Linked DNA regions of Homo sapiens: region 1 is linked to region 2. Evidence: read pairs that join two places in POLR2A ChIA-PET (ENCODE). Cell type or tissue: Panc1. All regions are shown on one strand. Each heading gives the region's core, and the rest is flanking DNA. Links, peaks and the distances in the headings are about the cores only.

Region 1 (4,396 bases), core at 105-4,104, 130 kb before region 2:
TCCATGTCCCTATAAAGGGCACAAACTCATCCTTTTTTATGGCTGCATAGTATTCCACGATGTATATGTACCACATTTTCTTAATCCAGTCTATCGTTGTTGGACATCTGGGTTGGTTCCAAGTCTTTGCTATTGTGAACAGTGCCACAATAAACATATGTGTGCATGTGTCTTTATAGCAGCATGATTTATAATCCTTTGGGTATATATACCCAGTAATGGGATGGCTGGGTCAAATGATATTTCCAGTTCTAGATCCCTGAGGAATCGCCACACTGACTTCCATAACGGTTGAACTAGTTTACAGTCCCACCAACAGTGCAAAAGTGTTCCTATTTCTCCAAATCCTCTCCAGCACCTGTTGTTTCCTGACAAAAAGTACCCAATCTTAAACTAAGCCCTAGAACTATTTGGCATCTAACGCCACTACATGAACATGTGCAGCTATAGTACATTCCCATGTACAACGTGAAGTGCGCGGGCAGGTGCAGACCTTCAGTGTATTTCACACAGGCCAGGGAAAAACCGCTTTCCAATCAATGCCAAATATATATGATGTTCAAACAGATTCACAGGAGAAACCTCAGGACCTCAACTAACTGCAAAAGTCAGTTTTTTAAAGCAATAAAGTAAACAACAACAAAAATGCTTAAAAATATATCACAGTCATGAAAACACATGGAGAAATGTTTTTGGTTTTTGTTTTGTTTTGTTTGAGACGGAGTCTCGCTCTGCCGCCCAGGCTGGAGTGCAGTGGCGCGATCTTGGCTCACTGCAAGCTCCGCCTCCCGGGTTCACGCCATTCTCCTGCCTCAGCCTCCCGAGTAGCTGGGACTACAGGCACCCGCCACCACGCCCGGCCAATTTTTTTTTTTGTATTTTTAGTAGAGACGGGGTTTCACCGTGTTAGCCAGGATGGTCTCGATCTCCTGACCTCGTGATTTGCCCGCCTTGGCCTCCCAAAGTGTGGGATTACAGGCGTGAGCCACTGTGTCTGGCCTAGAAATGTTAAGTACATATTGTTAAGTCAAAGCAGCCAATCTGAAAAGGATACAAGCTATATAATTGTAATTTTCTGGAAAAGACAAAACTATGGTTAACAGTAAAAATATGAGGGGTTTAGGGAGGCAGGGAAGGATGAATAGGGGGAGGCTGAGATTTTTAGGGCAGTGAATTTATTCTGTATGACTGATGGATATATAACATTAGGCATTTGTCAAAACCAACAGAATATACAACAAAAAGAGTAAACCCTAATGTCAACTATGGACTTCAGTAATAATGTGTCAATGTTGGCTCATCAATTATAATAAATACACCACATAAATGTGAGATGTTAACAGTAGGGGAAACTGGGGAAAGGCAAAAAGGCATATGGCACCCTCTACCAAGTCACTCACTCCATTCCCAAATCAAAATTACTACGGAAAACACTTAAGGCTTTTTGGGAAAATAATTTAAGAGAAGCAAGGAGGTTTACAAAACAAAAAATTTAGGAGAATTTATTACCTCATATTGAAATGTATTTTTCTTTTTTTTTTTTTTGAGATGGAGTCTCACTCTGTTACCCAAGTTGGAGTGCAGTGGTGCAAGCTCGGCTCACTGCAGCCTCTACCTCCCAGGCTCAAGAGGTTCTCCTGCCTCAGCCTCCCAAAGTAGCTGGGATTTCAGGCAGGCACCACCATGCCCAGCTAATTTTTTTTTTTTTTTTTTTTTGTAGAGACGGGGTTTTGCCATGTTGGCCAGTCTGGTCTTGAACCCCTGACCTCAGGTGTTCCGCCTGCCTCAGTCTCCCAAAATGCTAGGATTACATACGTGAGCCACCGCACCCGGCCAAAATGTATTATTAATGTAAAGCTACAATAATCAAAAGAATGTTCTTCTGACTCCTGAAAGCACAGCAAGTCCAAAAACCAATGCAAGGTTTTATAAGAAGGTGTTTTCAGATCAATAAGGAAAGGGCTATTCAATAAATGTTTCGGCATGTGGATAATGACTCAGAAAAAGCACTTCGATCCCTTTCTTGCATAATCAACAAACATAAATTCCAGATGGCTTAGACATTACTATAAAAAGAAATGAAAACAAAAAGGTCTTAAGAAAGTAAAAGTGAATACTTATGTAGTCATGATTAGCGAAGGTCTTCCCAAATATGAATCTAAAGGTAGTATCAAGGAAAAGACAGTTTTCACTCTGTGACACTTCTCTGCAACACATGACCATGGGTGACTCAGTACCCTAAAGTCCTCTTAGGAATCGACAAGAAAAATGTAAACACTACAACAGAAAACACAACAAAACAAAAACGTAGCAACACCCCGAACAGGCACTTCACAGAGGAAGAGAATGGCATTATACACACACAAAAAAATGGTTAGAACTCACAATAATTTTAAAGAAAATATTTCTATAAATTGTGGGATTACTTTTATATACCCACATAAAATTTGATTTTTTCAATTAACTTCCTTTTTTTTTTTTTTTTTTTTTGAGACAGAGTCTTGCTCTGTCACCCAGGCTGGAGTGCAGTGGCGCAAGACCTCCCAGGATCCTCCCACTGAGGCCTCCCAGGTAGGTCCCAAGACTGCGCCGACATCCCTGTATTTTTTTTTTTTTTTTAGATGGAGTCTTGCTCTGTCACCCAGGCTGGAGTGCAGTGGTGCAGTCTCGGCTCACTGCAACCTCCAGCTCCCGGGTTCAAGTGATTCTCCTGTCTCAGCCTCCTGAGTAGCTGGGATTACAGGTGCACACCGCCACGTCTGGCTAATGTTCGTATTTTCAGTAGAGATGGGGTTTTGCCATGTTGTCCAAGCTGGTCTTGAACTCCTGACCTCAAGTGATCCACCCGCCTCGGCCTCCCAAAGTGTTGGGATTACAGGCGTGAGCCACTGCACCTGGCTGCCAGACTATTTTTTAAATCAATTTTTTGTAAAGATAAAATCTTGCACCTACGTTGCCCAGGCCGATCTCAAACTCCTTGGCCTCCCAAAGCGCAGGGATTCCAGGCCTAAGCCACAGTGCCTGGCCTGTTTTGAGGCCTTTCTTCACACAGAAGTTTTCTATTTTGATACAGTCAAACTTACCAGTCTTCCTTTTGTTTCTACATTTTATACCTTGAGGAAGTCCACCTCTACCCAAAGGGTATATTTTCTCTACCACTTTATACTGTTATTCTGTATGTGTTCAACATTAAGGCTTTTAATACCACCTTATCCCATGCTAAATTTCATAAATGGGCATGTCTTTGAACTTTGTTCCCCTAACCTATTTGTCTATTCCACATTTTACAATAATATTTGTATATCTGATAGATTCAGGTGCTTTCCCATTTATCATTTAAAATATTTTATTTATTTTTCTCTTCCAAATGATTTTTAAGATCAAGCTGGTCAAGTTAATGAGAAATTTAGTTTGAATTTTGATTGGGATTGCATTTAATTTTATTATTTTAAGAGTTGTGATATCTGTCCAATACTGACTTTTTCATCCAGAAACAAGGAAAATCTTTTCTACTATATTATCCAACAACAAGAACAGTTTATTATTTATTTATTTTGAGACGGAGTCTTACTGTTGCCCAGGCTGGAGTGCAGTGGCACGACATCCGCTCACTGCAACCTCCCCGCCTCCCAGGTTCAAGCGATCCTCCTGCCTCAGCCTCCCAAGTATGTGGGACTACAGGCGCGCACCACCACGGCTGGCTAGATTTTTGTATTTTTAGTAGAGATGGGGTTTCGTCATATTGGCCAGGCTGGTCTTGAACTCCTTATCTTAGGTGATTCACCCGCCTCGGCCTTCCAAAATGCTGGGATTAAAGGTGTGAGCCACTGCACCTGGCCAGGAAGAGTTTATTTTTGTATGCCATCTTGTTTCAGGTTACCATACTAAACCCATTAATTTTTTTTTTTTTTTTTTGAGACAGTCTTGCTTTGTTGCCCAGGCTGGAGTGCAGTGGCATGATCTCGCCTCACTGCAGCCTCTGCCTCCCAGTTTCAAGCAATCCTCCTGTCTCAGCCTCGACATCCCAAAGTGCTCGGGTTACAGGTGTGAGCCACCCCCACCTGGCCCTGAAACCATTAATTGTAATTGTTGATTCCCTTAGGTTGGCTCTGTAGATGCTGTCACCTATAAATGTTTGGCTGCTTCCTTTCCAATAGTTCTAATTCTTTCTGTTGCCTTACTACATGAGCTGGAATCTCAAATATATACTGAAATAGATGCAGAGACACAGGAACTCTTAGTTTCTTGCTGACTTTAATGGGAATGCACCTAGTATTTATATTTTAATGTTTGTTGTAAATTTCTGGTAGGTAGCCATAATCAAGTTAAGAAAATATCCTGTTATTTTCTACAGGGTTTTTTTTTTTTAACCATCAGGAATGGGTATTAAAAATAC
Region 2 (4,396 bases), core at 237-4,236:
GACTCTGTCTCATTAAAAAAAAAAAAAAAAAGGAAACTGGGAAGAAGAGGAGGAGGATATATATATATATATATTTTTTTTTTTTTTTTTTTTTTTTTTGAGACAGAGTCTCACTCTGTTTCCCAGGCTGGAGTACAGTGGCACAGTGGCATGATCTCGGCTCACTGCAACCTCTGCCTCCTGGGTTCAAGTGATTCTCCTGCCTCAGCCTCCCGAGTAGCTGGGATTACAGGCGTGCACCACCACGCCCAGCTAATTTTTTGTATTTTTAGTAGAGACGGGATTTCACCATATTAGCCAGGGTGGTCTCCATCTCCTGACCTCATGATCTGCCTGCCTCGGCCTCCCAAAGTGCTGGGATTACAGGCATGAGCCACCGTGCCCGGCCAGGAAACTGTGGGAAGAAGAGGAGGAGGATGTTTCAGAAAGAGAGACTAGTTTGGGTGAAGAGAGATGCAGAAAAGAACACAGAATATGTTCAGAGACCAGATCATAGTGAATTTGGCTGGAAGGTAGTTAAACGCCGAAGGAAAAGGTAGATTGGAACTGCTGTGAATGGTCTTGTATTCTAGGATGAAGTCTTATTAAATATGAGTAGGAGAGTCAATATTGAAGAAATGCCAATCCTCTCAAAATTCATCTATCTATATAAAATGTAATAACAATAAAAAAATCCCAAAAGGATTTTTGTAGAAAACTTAATAAAATGGTTCTGGAGTTTATTGCATGGACATGTGAGTCAGGCAAATTCTGAAAAACAAGATTAACATAGGGGCCTTATGTTATATTATACTGCATAGTAATAGAAAGCTACACTAATTAAAACAAATGTGTACATGTATAGAAATAAGCTGACAGATCAATGAAACAAGTCTAGAAATAAACTCAAGCATATGTGGGAAGTACATGAATTACCAACAGGACGATTCAAATCGATGTGTTAAAAATGGTATTCACGCGGGCCGGCCGCAGTGGCTCATGCCTGTAATCCCAGCACTTTGGGAGGCCAAGGCAGGCAGGCGGATCACCTGAGGTCAGGAGAGCACTCTGGCCAACATGGTAAAAACCCGTGTCTACTAAAAATACAAAAATCAGCCAGGTGTGGTGGCTACTCAGAGGACTGAGATAGGAGAATTGCTTGAACCCAGGAGGCGGAGGTTGCCGTGAGCTGAGATCATGCCACTGCTCTCCAGCCTGGGTGACAGAGTGAGACTCCATCTCAAAAAAAAAAAAAAGGTATTCATGCTGGGTGTGGTGGCTCACATCTGTAATCCCAGCATTTTGGGAGGCCCAGCTGGAAGGAAGGATCGCTCTAGGCCAAGAGTTCAAGACTAGCCTGGGCAACATAGCAAGACTCTGTCTCTAAAAAAAAAAAAAAAAAAAAAAATTTTTTTTTTTTAATTCGCTGGATGTGATGGTGTGCACCTGTAGTCGTAGCTACTTAAGAGGCTGACATGGAGGCCAGGTGCGGTGGCTCACGCCTGTAATCCCAGCACTTTGGGAGGCCCAGGCAGGCGGATCACAAGGTCAGGAGATCAAGACCATCCCAGCTAACACGGTGAAACCCCGTCTCTACTAAAAATACAAAAAATTAGGCAGGTGTGATGGTAGGCGAGATCCTGCCTTCAGTTTTGGGGGCTATATACCTAGAAGTGGAATTGCCAGATCACAGGGTAATCCTATTTTTAATTTTTTGAGGAATTGCTCATTTTAGAGTATAATCCCTATTCGTCTACATTTTGATTCTGTTTTGTCTGTCTGTGGTGCTTGTGGATGAGGTGTGTGTAGTGAACACCATCACTCTTCAGCAGTATTTTGAGCACATGGAGGGACTGCAGGCCTGCCCTCTTCCCCACCCCAAGTTAGGTGGGGACATCTGAGTTGATTTGGTTGTCAATGATGCGTCTCACTTCCGAGTGGAAGCTCTGAAAAGCCATCCTCTCTCTCTCCTTTTTGCAGGGGTCCTGGAAGCCCATGTTGACATGGTGGTGCCGCAGACTGTGGCTATGTGGATCATAGAATCGTCACATGGAGGATGGCTGTCCTGAGCAGCTGCTGAGGCCACAGGAGGCTTTGCTTCCCCTCCAAACTGTCTTTTCCTGCATAAGTGTCAGGCTGTGTGTGTGTGTGTGGTTTTTTTTTTTTTTTTTTGACAAATTTGATTTTCTCTTCTTTTTCTTATTTTAAATCATTTTTTTTTAAATCATACAAATGATGTATGAATCCATTATCATTGTAAGACATTCAAATGATATAGACAAAATTAAAGACTCTCATGTCCCACTTCTAACATTCCAACTCAGTTTTCCTGAGGTTTCCCTAAGGTAACGCTGTTCTCAGTCTGGGTTTTTCCTTTCAGATCTTTTTCTACGGCTACTTTTATGCTTTATATTTTCATATTGAAATGTGTTCTGGTTTTACTTTATATAAACAATATCAAACTGAACCTACTGTTTCACAATTTCCTTTTACCTTATTCCATATCTTGGAAATTTTCTGTGTCAGTAGATATAGATTTCCTTTTTTTTTTTTTTTTTTTGAGACAGGGTCCCGCTTTGTCACCCAGGTTGGAATGCAGTGGCATGAACATGGCTCACTGTGGCCTCGACCTCTTCGGCTCAAGCAATCCTCCTGCCTCAGCCCCTCAAGTAGCTGGGACTATAGGCACACACCACCACACCCGGCTAATTTTTGTATTTTTTGTAGAAATGGGGTTTTGTCATGTTGGCTTCCCACACCACCACACCCGGCTAATTTTTTTATTTTTTGTAGAAATGGGGTTTTGCCATGTTGGCTTCCCACACCACCACACCCGGCTAATTTTTGTATTTTTTGTAGAAATGGGGTTTTGCCATGTTGGCTTCCTAGGCAGGGCTCAAACTCCTGGGCTCAAGCGAACCTACCTGCCTCAGCCTTCCAAGGTGCTGGGATTATAGGAATGAGCTATCGTACCTGGTCAATTTTTTTTGGTTTTTATGATTATTTTGTTTCTTAATCCATATGGGATTATTTTATGTATGGTGTAATTTTAATTTTTTTCCAAGTGGAAAACATCATTATTGGCTATTCTTGCACATTTTGTTTTCCAGCTAAATGTTATAATCATCTTAAGCTTCCTATAAAACTTCTTGGCATTTTAGATGGTCTTCCTATTCACCCTGTATTTTTTCAGAGTATCCTCAAATTTTCTGGTGTGTCAATAACACTAATTCTGAATTTTCAGCTCGATTTGAAATTTACTGTTTAATTTTTAAAATGAGTATGTTCTGTTTTATGAGACTTGGAACAGGAAGCAGGGCAGTAGTAAGATGTACATTTATATCCAGTTCTTCCACCAGCTATCATTATTCATTTATTTATTTTATTTTTTGAGACGGAGTCTCCCTCTGTTGCCCAGGGGGGAGTGCAATGGCGTGATCTTGGCTAACTGCAACCTCTGCCTCCCGGATTCAAGAGCCCAGGTAGTCGAGTCTACAGTGAGCTGTGATCATGACGCTACACTCCAGCCTGGGTGACAGAATGAGATCCTGTCTCAAAAACCGTAAAGAAATGAAAAAGAAAATGTGGTATCCTTAGTGCAGAGGATCACTTCAGTGGCTCTCTCAGTTATGTAAATGTAAGCTGAGAAAAAATAATTGTTCTGTAACAGGATATCTTTTTTTTTTTTTTTTTTTTTTTGTCATGGACTCTTGCTGTTGCCCAGGCTGGAATGCAGTGGCGTGATCTCAGTTCACTGCAATCTCTGCCTCCTGGGTTCAAGTGATTCTCCTGCCTCAGCCTCCCAAGTAGCTGGGATTACAGCCATCTACCACCCCGCCTGACTAATTTTTTGTATTTTTAATAGAGACGGGGTTTCATCATGTTGGCCAGGCTAGTCTAGAACTCATGACCACAGGTGATCCACCCTCCTCAGCCTCCGAAAGTGCTGGGATTACAGGTGTAAGCCACTGCACCTGCCTGGATATAGCTTTTGTGACAACTATAATGGCTATTAGATCCCTGATATGTAAACTTGGTCCCTAAGAAGGAGGTGGATACATTTACATAAGGAAGCTAGAGTCTTCTAAGCTAGAAGAAATTGATACTCAATGATTACTTTCTGAAATACAAAGTTAGAGAGACCTGTGGCTGTTGACAGGCTGGCTGTGGCCAAAGGACAGTGACAGGGAAGGGCCACAAAGTCCTTGAAATAATTAATTTCAGTCAAGAGGGAGTCCAGTCTGATGCCCTCAAGGATTGATTCCAGTCCAGTAGGCAGCTGATGCTGAAAGCAGCTCTGATAACTTGCTAGGCAACATTTCATAATTAGCAGCATTATTCACTGGATGTGCAGAATCAGTTTCCTGCTACAAAGAGGTAGCAAAGGATGTAACTGGCTAATTGGACATCTGCACTG

What was found. ChIA-PET counts read pairs that join two places held together with the same protein. Peaks named below come from ENCODE experiments on the same cell type or tissue, not always from the same donor. Only the 100,000 strongest peaks of a DNase experiment are listed, where the experiment ranks them.
Region 1: POLR2A ChIA-PET joins it to region 2 with 6 read pairs; 5 of 35 experiments call an interaction of 5 or more read pairs at or near these places.

The regions. Positions count from the first base shown.
Region 1 is chr17:2,648,734-2,653,129 of GRCh38, reverse strand. All of the region lies in intron 2 of PAFAH1B1 (platelet activating factor acetylhydrolase 1b regulatory subunit 1), which reads right to left. Among named protein-coding and RNA genes, the nearest start is that of MIR6776, 42 kb to the left of the region's middle. In Panc1, for the core only: no CTCF peak of the experiment used is centred there; a DNase peak (open chromatin) is centred at 2,199.
Region 2 is chr17:2,515,238-2,519,633 of GRCh38, reverse strand. No RefSeq gene overlaps it. Among named protein-coding and RNA genes, the nearest start is that of METTL16, 5.5 kb to the right of the region's middle. In Panc1, for the core only: no CTCF peak of the experiment used is centred there; no DNase peak of the experiment used is centred there.